Regions from separate parts of the Homo sapiens genome. Here region 2 is linked to region 1. Evidence: read pairs that join two places in POLR2A ChIA-PET (ENCODE). Cell type or tissue: GM12878. All regions are shown on one strand.

Region 1 (4,000 bases):
CTTGAAACTGGGAGGCGAAGGTTGTGGTGAGCCGAGATTGCGCCATTGCACTCCAGCCTGGGCAACAAGAGTGAAACTCCGTCTCAAAAAAACAAAACAAAAAAAGAACTGCATGAGGTTTCCAATTTCCGAAAGACAAAAATCTGGGAATGTGGGTGGGAATGAATATTTATGGTGTGGGATAATGGTAGAAGGAACACAGTTGCATCAGGCAACTTTACTGATATGGGTCCACTAATCAGAGACTCTGGATTCAACGTTGCCGCTGAAGGGGTCAGAAAAGTTCTAACAGTTTGTTGCCTAGCTGGCTGAAACACAAACCAAAAGGTAACCCACAATACATAAACACAAATGCCACAACTGCTTTGGTATACTGGAGAAGGAATTCTGCCTCAAGACTATAATATAAACCCTGCCTGAGTTTGGACTGAAGTCTGCCCTATAGATTTTGGACTCAAGCCTTATACAGACCATTTCCATCTCCCCTGAAAGCCTCCTCATGTTCATTTCTTTTTTTCTTTTTTTGAGATGGAGTTTCGCTCTTTCACCCAGGCTGGAGTGAAGTGGTGCGATCTCGGCTCACTGCAACCTCTGCCCCCACCGGGTTCAAGCGATTCTCCTGCCTCGGCCTCCCAAGTAGCTGGGATTATAGGCGCCCACCACCACGCCCAGCTAATTTTTGTATTTTGAGTAGAGATGGGTTTCTGCCATGTTGGCCAGGCTGGTCTTGAACTCCTGACCTCAGGTGATCCACCTACCTTGGCCTCCCAAAGTCCTAGGATTACAGGCATGAGTCACCACGCCTGGCCCACATGTCCATTTCTAATCAATATCCCTACTTTCCGAGGCAAATGCTATTGTGATTATTTTGACCTTAGTTTGCCAAATCTAGAACATCATATAAATGGAATCATATAATATATACTCTTTTGTGTCTGGCTTCCTTCACTGAACATAATCTATGCTCAGTGAGGGTAGAAGGTTGTCTATGCAGTACATCCATGGTGGTGCTTCAATCAGTAACAAAAAACATTCGATCAGTAATTAAAATGTTCTTTTTTATTACTGAGTGGTATTCCATTGTATGAACAGACCACAATTTGCATATTCATTCTCCTGTTGATGGACATTTTGGTTGTTATACTATTGTGAATAAATGCTGTTATGAATGTCCTTGTGCAACCCTTTTTGTTGAGAAATGTTTTCATTTCTCTTAAATACCTAGAATTTGGCTGGGCATAGTGGCTCATGCCTGTAATTCCAGTGTTTTGGCAGGCCAAGGCAAGAGAATCGTTTGAGCCCAGGAGTTGCAGACCAGCCTGGGCAACATAGCGAAACCGTGTCTCTACAAAAAAACAAAATATTAGCCAGGCATGGTGGCACGTGCCTATAATCCCAGCTACTTGGGAGGTTGAGATGTGAGGATCGCTCTCTGCCTCAGCCAACCAAGTAGCTGAGATTACAGGCACCTGCCACCACACCCAGCTAATTTTTGTTATTTTAGTATGGACGGGGTTTCACCATGTTGGTTAGACTGGTCTCGAACTCATGACCTCAAGTGATCCACTCGCCTTGGCCTCCCAAAGTGCTGGGATTACAGGTGTGAGCCACTGCACCTGGCCTTTTTACAATGTACTTCTATTCTTCCAGCTGGATAATTTCTATTTATCTTCAAGTTTGCAAACTTCTGCTGTCTCCAATCTACAGTTAAGTCTACCTGGTGAATTTCCTGTTTCAGTTAATGTACTTTTCAGCTTTAAAATTGTCATTTAAAAATTTAAAAAATTTTTAATTGTAAAACAAAACACAGATATAAAAAGCCAAACAAATCAATCAAACATAAACCTTAAGAAATTATTCAGTGGCTGTATTAAAAATACAAAAATTAGCCAGGCGGGGTGGCATCTGCCTGTAGTCCCAGCTACTTGGGAGGCTGAGGCAGGAGAACTGCTTGAACCTGGGAGCCGGAGGTTGCAGTGAGCCAAGATTGCGCCACTGCACTCCAGCCTGGGCGACAGAGCAAGACTGTGTCTCAAAAAAAAAAAAAGAAAAAAAAATTATTATAAGGTGAATACCAGTCAGATAAAACAACAACAACAACAAAAAAAAAACCCACCAAAACTTGGCAGACTATCCCAGAATACCCTTCTATAGGTCCCAGAATAATGACAATCTTACCAACAAATATCCCTCGTCCTAACTTTTTTTTTTGAGATGGAGTCTCGTTCTGTTGCCCAGGCTGGAGTACAGTGGTGTGATCTCGGCTCACTGCGACCTCCACCTCCCGGGTTCAAGTGATTCTCCTACCTCAGCCACCTGAGTAGCTGGGACTGCAGGCACCCACCACCATGCCCAGCTGATTTCTGTGTGTGTGTGTGTGTTTTTAGTAGAGACAGGGTTTCACCATGTTGGCTAGGCTGGTCTCAAACTCCTGACCTCAGGTGATCCACCTGCCTTGGCCTCCCAAAGTGCTGGGATTACAGGCGTGAGCCACTGCACCTGGCCTAACTTTTTTATTTTGGAGACAGGGCCTTGCTCTGTTACCTAGGCTAGAGCACAGTGATGTGATCATAGTTCACCGTAACCAAAAATTTCAGGGGTCAAGTGATTTTGCCACCTCAGCATCCTAAGTAGCTGGGATTACAGGTGTGCGCCACCATAGTTGGCCAATTTTTTGTATTTTTTGTAGATATAGAGGTCTTGCTGTGTTGCCCAGACTGGTTTTGAACTCCTGGCCTCAACTGATCCTCCTGCGTCAGCCTCCCAAAACACTGGGATTACCAGTGTGAGCCACCATGCTAGCCATATCAGTTTATAGTCAGTTAATTGTGATTTTTTTTATTTGTGTGTACTGTTATTTACAGATTTTTTTTTTTTTTTTTTTTAGACAGAGTCTCACTCTGCTGCCTAGGCTGGAGTGTAGTAGTGCAGTCACAGCTCACTGCAGCCTCAACTTCCTGGGCTCAGGTGATCCTCCCACTTTAGTCTCTCTAGTAGCTGGGACTACAGGCCTGTGACACCATATCCAGCTATTTTTTTCTTTCATGATTATATATGGAATGCTTCACAAATTTGCATGTCATCCTTGCACAGGGGCCATGCTAATTTCTGTATTGTTCCAATTTTAGTATATGTGCTGCTGAAGGAAGCACTTTTAATGTTTTTTTGTAGAGATTGGGTTTTGCCATGTTGCCCAGGCTGGTCTGGAACTCCTGGGCTCAAGTCATCTGCTCGCCTTGGCCTCCCAAAGTGCTGGGATTACAGGATGAACCATAATGCCTGACCGAATTTATCATTTTTATTGATATATAATTCACTTATCATAAAATTCCTTCACTTAAAAAAGTGTACAATTCAGTGGTTTTAAGTATATTCACAATGTTGTACAATCATCACCACTACTAATTCTAGAAAATTTTCATTACCATCTCCTCCCAAATCTTGTATCTGTTAGCAGTCACTCCCTATTCCTTGTGTTTTTTAAAAATTTTAATTAAATTGTTTCCTTTTTTTACAGATGGGGTCTTGCTCTGTTGCCCAGGCTGGTGTGTACTGGCTATTCACAAGCTTGTTCCCATTACTGATCAGTATGAGAGTTGTGACCTGCTCTGTTTCTGACCTGGGCCAGTTCAGCCCTCCTTAGGTAATGTGCAAAAACCTCTAACTGGTTGCAGACACCTGATCAACATAGTGGACTGCAGCTTAGAACTCTTGGACTCAAGTGATCCTCCTGCCTCAGCCTCCTGAGTAGCTGAGACTATAGGTGCATGCCACTATGCTTGGTCATTGTGGGGTTTTTTTCTTTTTCTTTTTTTTTGCGACAGGGTCTGGCTCTGTCACCCAGGCTGGATTGCAATGGTGCAATCTTGGCTCACTGCAACCTCTGTCTCCTGGGCTCAAGCAATTCTCCCACCTCAGCCTCTTGAGTAGCTGGGACTACAGGCATGTGCCACCACGCCTGGCTAATTTTTTTGTAAAGACCAGGTTTCACTATGCTGCC
Region 2 (4,000 bases), 400 kb after region 1:
CAGGAGGCAGAGGTTGCAGTGAGCCAAGATTGCACCCCTGCATTCCAGCCTGGGTGACAGAGTGAGACTCTGTCTCATAATTAATTAATTAATTAATTAATTCAGGCTGTGGGATACTGCTCAGCAACTTTTAAAAAGGGGCAAACTTTAAACGTTTTAGAAATAAAACACCCTGAATGACTCTTGAGAATTACTCTGAGTGAAAAAAGCCAATCCTAAAATGTTACCTATTGTATGATTCTATTTATATAACATTCTTGAAATGACAAAATTATAGATATGAAGCACAGATTGGTTCTTCATATTGTCAGGGCCTGTGGATGGTGTGGGGCTGAAAGTAGATGTGGCTATAAAAGGTCAACATGAGGGATCCTCAGGGTGATGGAAATGTGTATGTTGACTAACAGTGCCAGTATTCTGGTTGTAATATTGTACTGTAGTTTTGCAAGATGTTATCATTGGAGGGAACTGAGTAAAGGATACATGAGCTCTTTGTATTATTTATTATGTGAATCTATAATTATCTCAGAATGAAAAGTTTATACATGAGCTGTTTATTATTTCTTATTATGTGAATCTATAATTATCTCAGAATGAAAAGTTTAAAAACTACAATTTGGCAGCTTTTCAAAAAGTTAAACATAGATCCTGTGACCTAGCAATTCTACTTCTAGATATATATCCTAGAAAACTGAAAACATTTGTCTGTGTATTTTTACACAGACAAATGTTCATAGCAGCTTTTTCAAAATAGCTAAAAAGTGGAAACAACCCACATGTCTTTCAGTTGATGAATAAACAAAATATGGTATATCCATACAATGGAATATTATTCACTCATAAAAAGAAATCACTGTTGATATATGTTATAAAATGAATGAACCTTGGCCTTGTGTGGTGGCTTATGCCTATAATCCCAGTACTTTGGGAGGCCAAGGCAGGTGGATCGCTTGAGCCCAGGAGTTTGAGACCAGCCTGGGCAACATGGCGAAACCTATGTCTACTAAAAATACAGAAAAATTAGCCAGGCTGGTGGCATGTGCCTATAGTCTCAGCTACTCGGGAGGCTGAGGCACAACAGTCGCTTGAACCTGGGAGATGGAGGTTGCAGTGAACGGGGATCAAGCCACTTGCACTCTAGCCTGGGTGACAGAACGAGACTCGTCTTAAAAAAAAAAATGATGAACCTTAAAAACATTTTCCAAATGAAAGGACATAGACATAAAAGGCCACATATTGTGTGATTCCATTTAAATGAAATGTCCAGAACAGGAAATGGAGAGTGACTGCTGATGGATACAGGGTTTATTTTTGGGGCAATGAAAATGTTCTGGAATTAGTTGCGATAAACTATGGAATTATGCACTTTGAATGGTTGAATTTTATAGTATGTGAATTGTATCTCAATTTTTTAAATTGTGTGAGGAAAAAAATTCAGGTTTCTCTAGAGTGACAGCAGATCAGTGATTGCCTGGGGCTGGAAGTGGAAGGAGAAATTGAATACAAAGGGACACAAGAAAACCCTAGGGATGAAAATATATCTCTTTATTGTCGTGGTTATACAGGCATATGCAATTGTCAGAACGCTTTGAATTGTACACTAGGTGAAGTTTATTGTGTCTGAATTGAAGTTCAATAAAGTTAGTTTTTAAAACTTATAATAAAATTATCTCTAGTTGTTGTAAGCTTAAAATGACCTTTAGGTTAAAATTATCTTATCTCTTATTAATTATAAGGCCAACAACTATTGCAAAAATTACCTCATAGAGTCTGACTTCCGTTGCTAGTTTCTATCCAGTTTCCAAAGTGAAACTAGATTGATCACTTTCACTCAGACTTTGCTCTTAGGCGTTTGTACTAGCCTGACTCCATTATTGTGCTTTTCAGAACCCATGAGTGGGTGTGATTGTTATAACATTTTTTTTAAGTTTATGGAACATTCTATTGCTTTTATTTCTTTTTTGCTTTTATGTACAACAGAAAAATGTCTCAAATTGGGTATAACAAATCAGCGTGATTGCCTTTCACCTCCACTTTGGAGTGCTTTGAGCCAGTTTGGACACAAGGAGGTTGGAGTTAAAATGACTCCTGAAGGAAGTAAGCAAGCATGAGAAGAGAGGGCAGCACTGGTAGGTAACGCTAAAACAACATCGCCTTCATCTCTCAACCCTGATCTCTTTCCAAGAAGTGAGCTGACTAAATGAAATATTACACAAAACCCTCCAAGGTTTGAGAAGAGTTCTAGAGGGTAGTCTCTAAGTGAGAAGGACCATCTCTATAGGTGGCCCTGAGTTTTATCCTCAAATTTCCTTCTACGCCATGTACCCATCCTCACTCATTTTTCGGGTCCCACCAAGCCTAAACTCAGGGGTAGTTTTCCATTTAAAATTCTGCCTCACAGGTGGACACATCTTTTTTATTGTTTCCCTTAAGCACAGATTAGACTAACTTTATTAAAAGAGATCATGCAGGAGCATCCCTTGAGACCGGGAGGCAGAGGTTGCGGTGAGCCAAGATCCTGCCACTACACTCTGGCTTGGGCAACAGAGTGAGACCCTGCTTCAAAAAAAAAAAACCCCAAAAACAAAACCACCACCACCACCACCAAAAGCCTCCAAAACAAAAATCACGAAAACATAAAAGAGACATATGTCTAGAATATCGAATTCTAAGTGGATTTTGTAAGAATTCCAGCAAAAATAAATATATTTAAAATGATAATAGCTAACACTTAGAGTTTACAGTGCATGAAGAGGAAAGACAGACACTGGTTTTTTTTTTTTTTTTTTTTTTTTTTGGAGACAGAGTCTCACTCTGTCGCCCAGGCTGGAGTGCAGTGGCATGATCTTGGCTCACTGCAACCTACGCATCCTGGGTTCACGCCATTCTCCTTCCTCAGCTTCCTGAGAAGCCGGGACTACAGGTGCCCGCCACCACACCCAGCTAATTTTTTTTGTATTTTTAGTAGAGACGGGGTTTCACCTTGTTAGCCAGGATGATCTCGATCTTCTGACTTTGTGATCCGCCCACCTCGGCCTCCCAAAGTGCTGGCATTACAGGCGTGAGCCACCGTGCCTGGCCTGTTTTGTTTTTTTCTGTACTCTACTACTCCTTTCAACACTCCACCTCTGATGACATCAGATGTGTAGGTTTTGTTTTTTTTTTTCCCTCACCAACAACCAATTCTCCAACCATCTGGTCACCAACTGGATATTCTACAATTTAACTCAATTATGACATTAATTCCCTGGAGTTAGTGCAGACCCCCACAGGTTAAGGGCTCAGGCCCACAAGATTTCCCTGAACTTCAGATGCCGATCGATAGTGGTGGGTCCTCAGGTTATCCACAACTTCTGTCTGAGTTGGCTACAAATCAGAGGTTTCCACAAGCCTCTCCTCAGGTTGGATCATTTGCTAGAACGACTCACAGAACTTATGAAGGCCCTTTACTTAAATTTGTCAATTTATTATAAAGGATAAAACTCAGGAACAGCCAAATGGGAGAGAAGCATAGGGTGAGCTATGAGGGGGTTATGTGATGCTCCCATGCCTTCTCTGGGCATACGACCCCCAGAGCACCATCTGGGTTTATCAGTCTGGAAGCTCTCCAAACCCTGTCCTTTTTGGTTTCTATGGAGTCTTCATCATGTAGGCATGATTAATGACATCATTGGCCATTGATGAGTAGGTCAATCTCCAGCCCCTCTTGCATCCCCAGAAGTCAGAGTATGGTGGGGCTGCAAGTTCTAATCCTCTAACACATGATTGTTTTCCCTGGCAGCCAGCCCTCATCCATAAGGGCTTTCCAAAGTCAGCTCATTAACATAAACTCAGGTTTGGTTGAAAGGGACCTGTTATGAATAACAAAAGACGACTCCTTTTACCTTTGTTATTCTTAGGAAATTTCAAGGTCCAATTTTAGGACCTCGGTGCCAGGAGTGAAGACAAAGACCAAATATATATTTATTATAAATCACAACATTGCAGTGTGGCAGACCGT

What was found. ChIA-PET counts read pairs that join two places held together with the same protein. Peaks named below come from ENCODE experiments on the same cell type or tissue, not always from the same donor. Only the 100,000 strongest peaks of a DNase experiment are listed, where the experiment ranks them.
Region 2: POLR2A ChIA-PET joins it to region 1 with 5 read pairs; 3 of 35 experiments call an interaction of 5 or more read pairs at or near these places.

The regions. Positions count from the first base shown.
Region 1 is chr22:40,916,895-40,920,894 of GRCh38, reverse strand. All of the region lies in intron 7 of XPNPEP3 (X-prolyl aminopeptidase 3), which reads right to left. It also overlaps the pseudogene RNU6-379P. Among named protein-coding and RNA genes, the nearest start is that of RBX1, 32 kb to the left of the region's middle. In GM12878, no CTCF peak of the experiment used is centred here; no DNase peak of the experiment used is centred here.
Region 2 is chr22:40,517,593-40,521,592 of GRCh38, reverse strand. All of the region lies in intron 3 of MRTFA (myocardin related transcription factor A), which reads left to right. Among named protein-coding and RNA genes, the nearest start is that of MRTFA-AS1, 2.2 kb to the left of the region's middle. In GM12878, no CTCF peak of the experiment used is centred here; a DNase peak (open chromatin) is centred at 1,817; H3K4me3 peaks cover 703 bases; H3K27ac peaks cover 1,312 bases.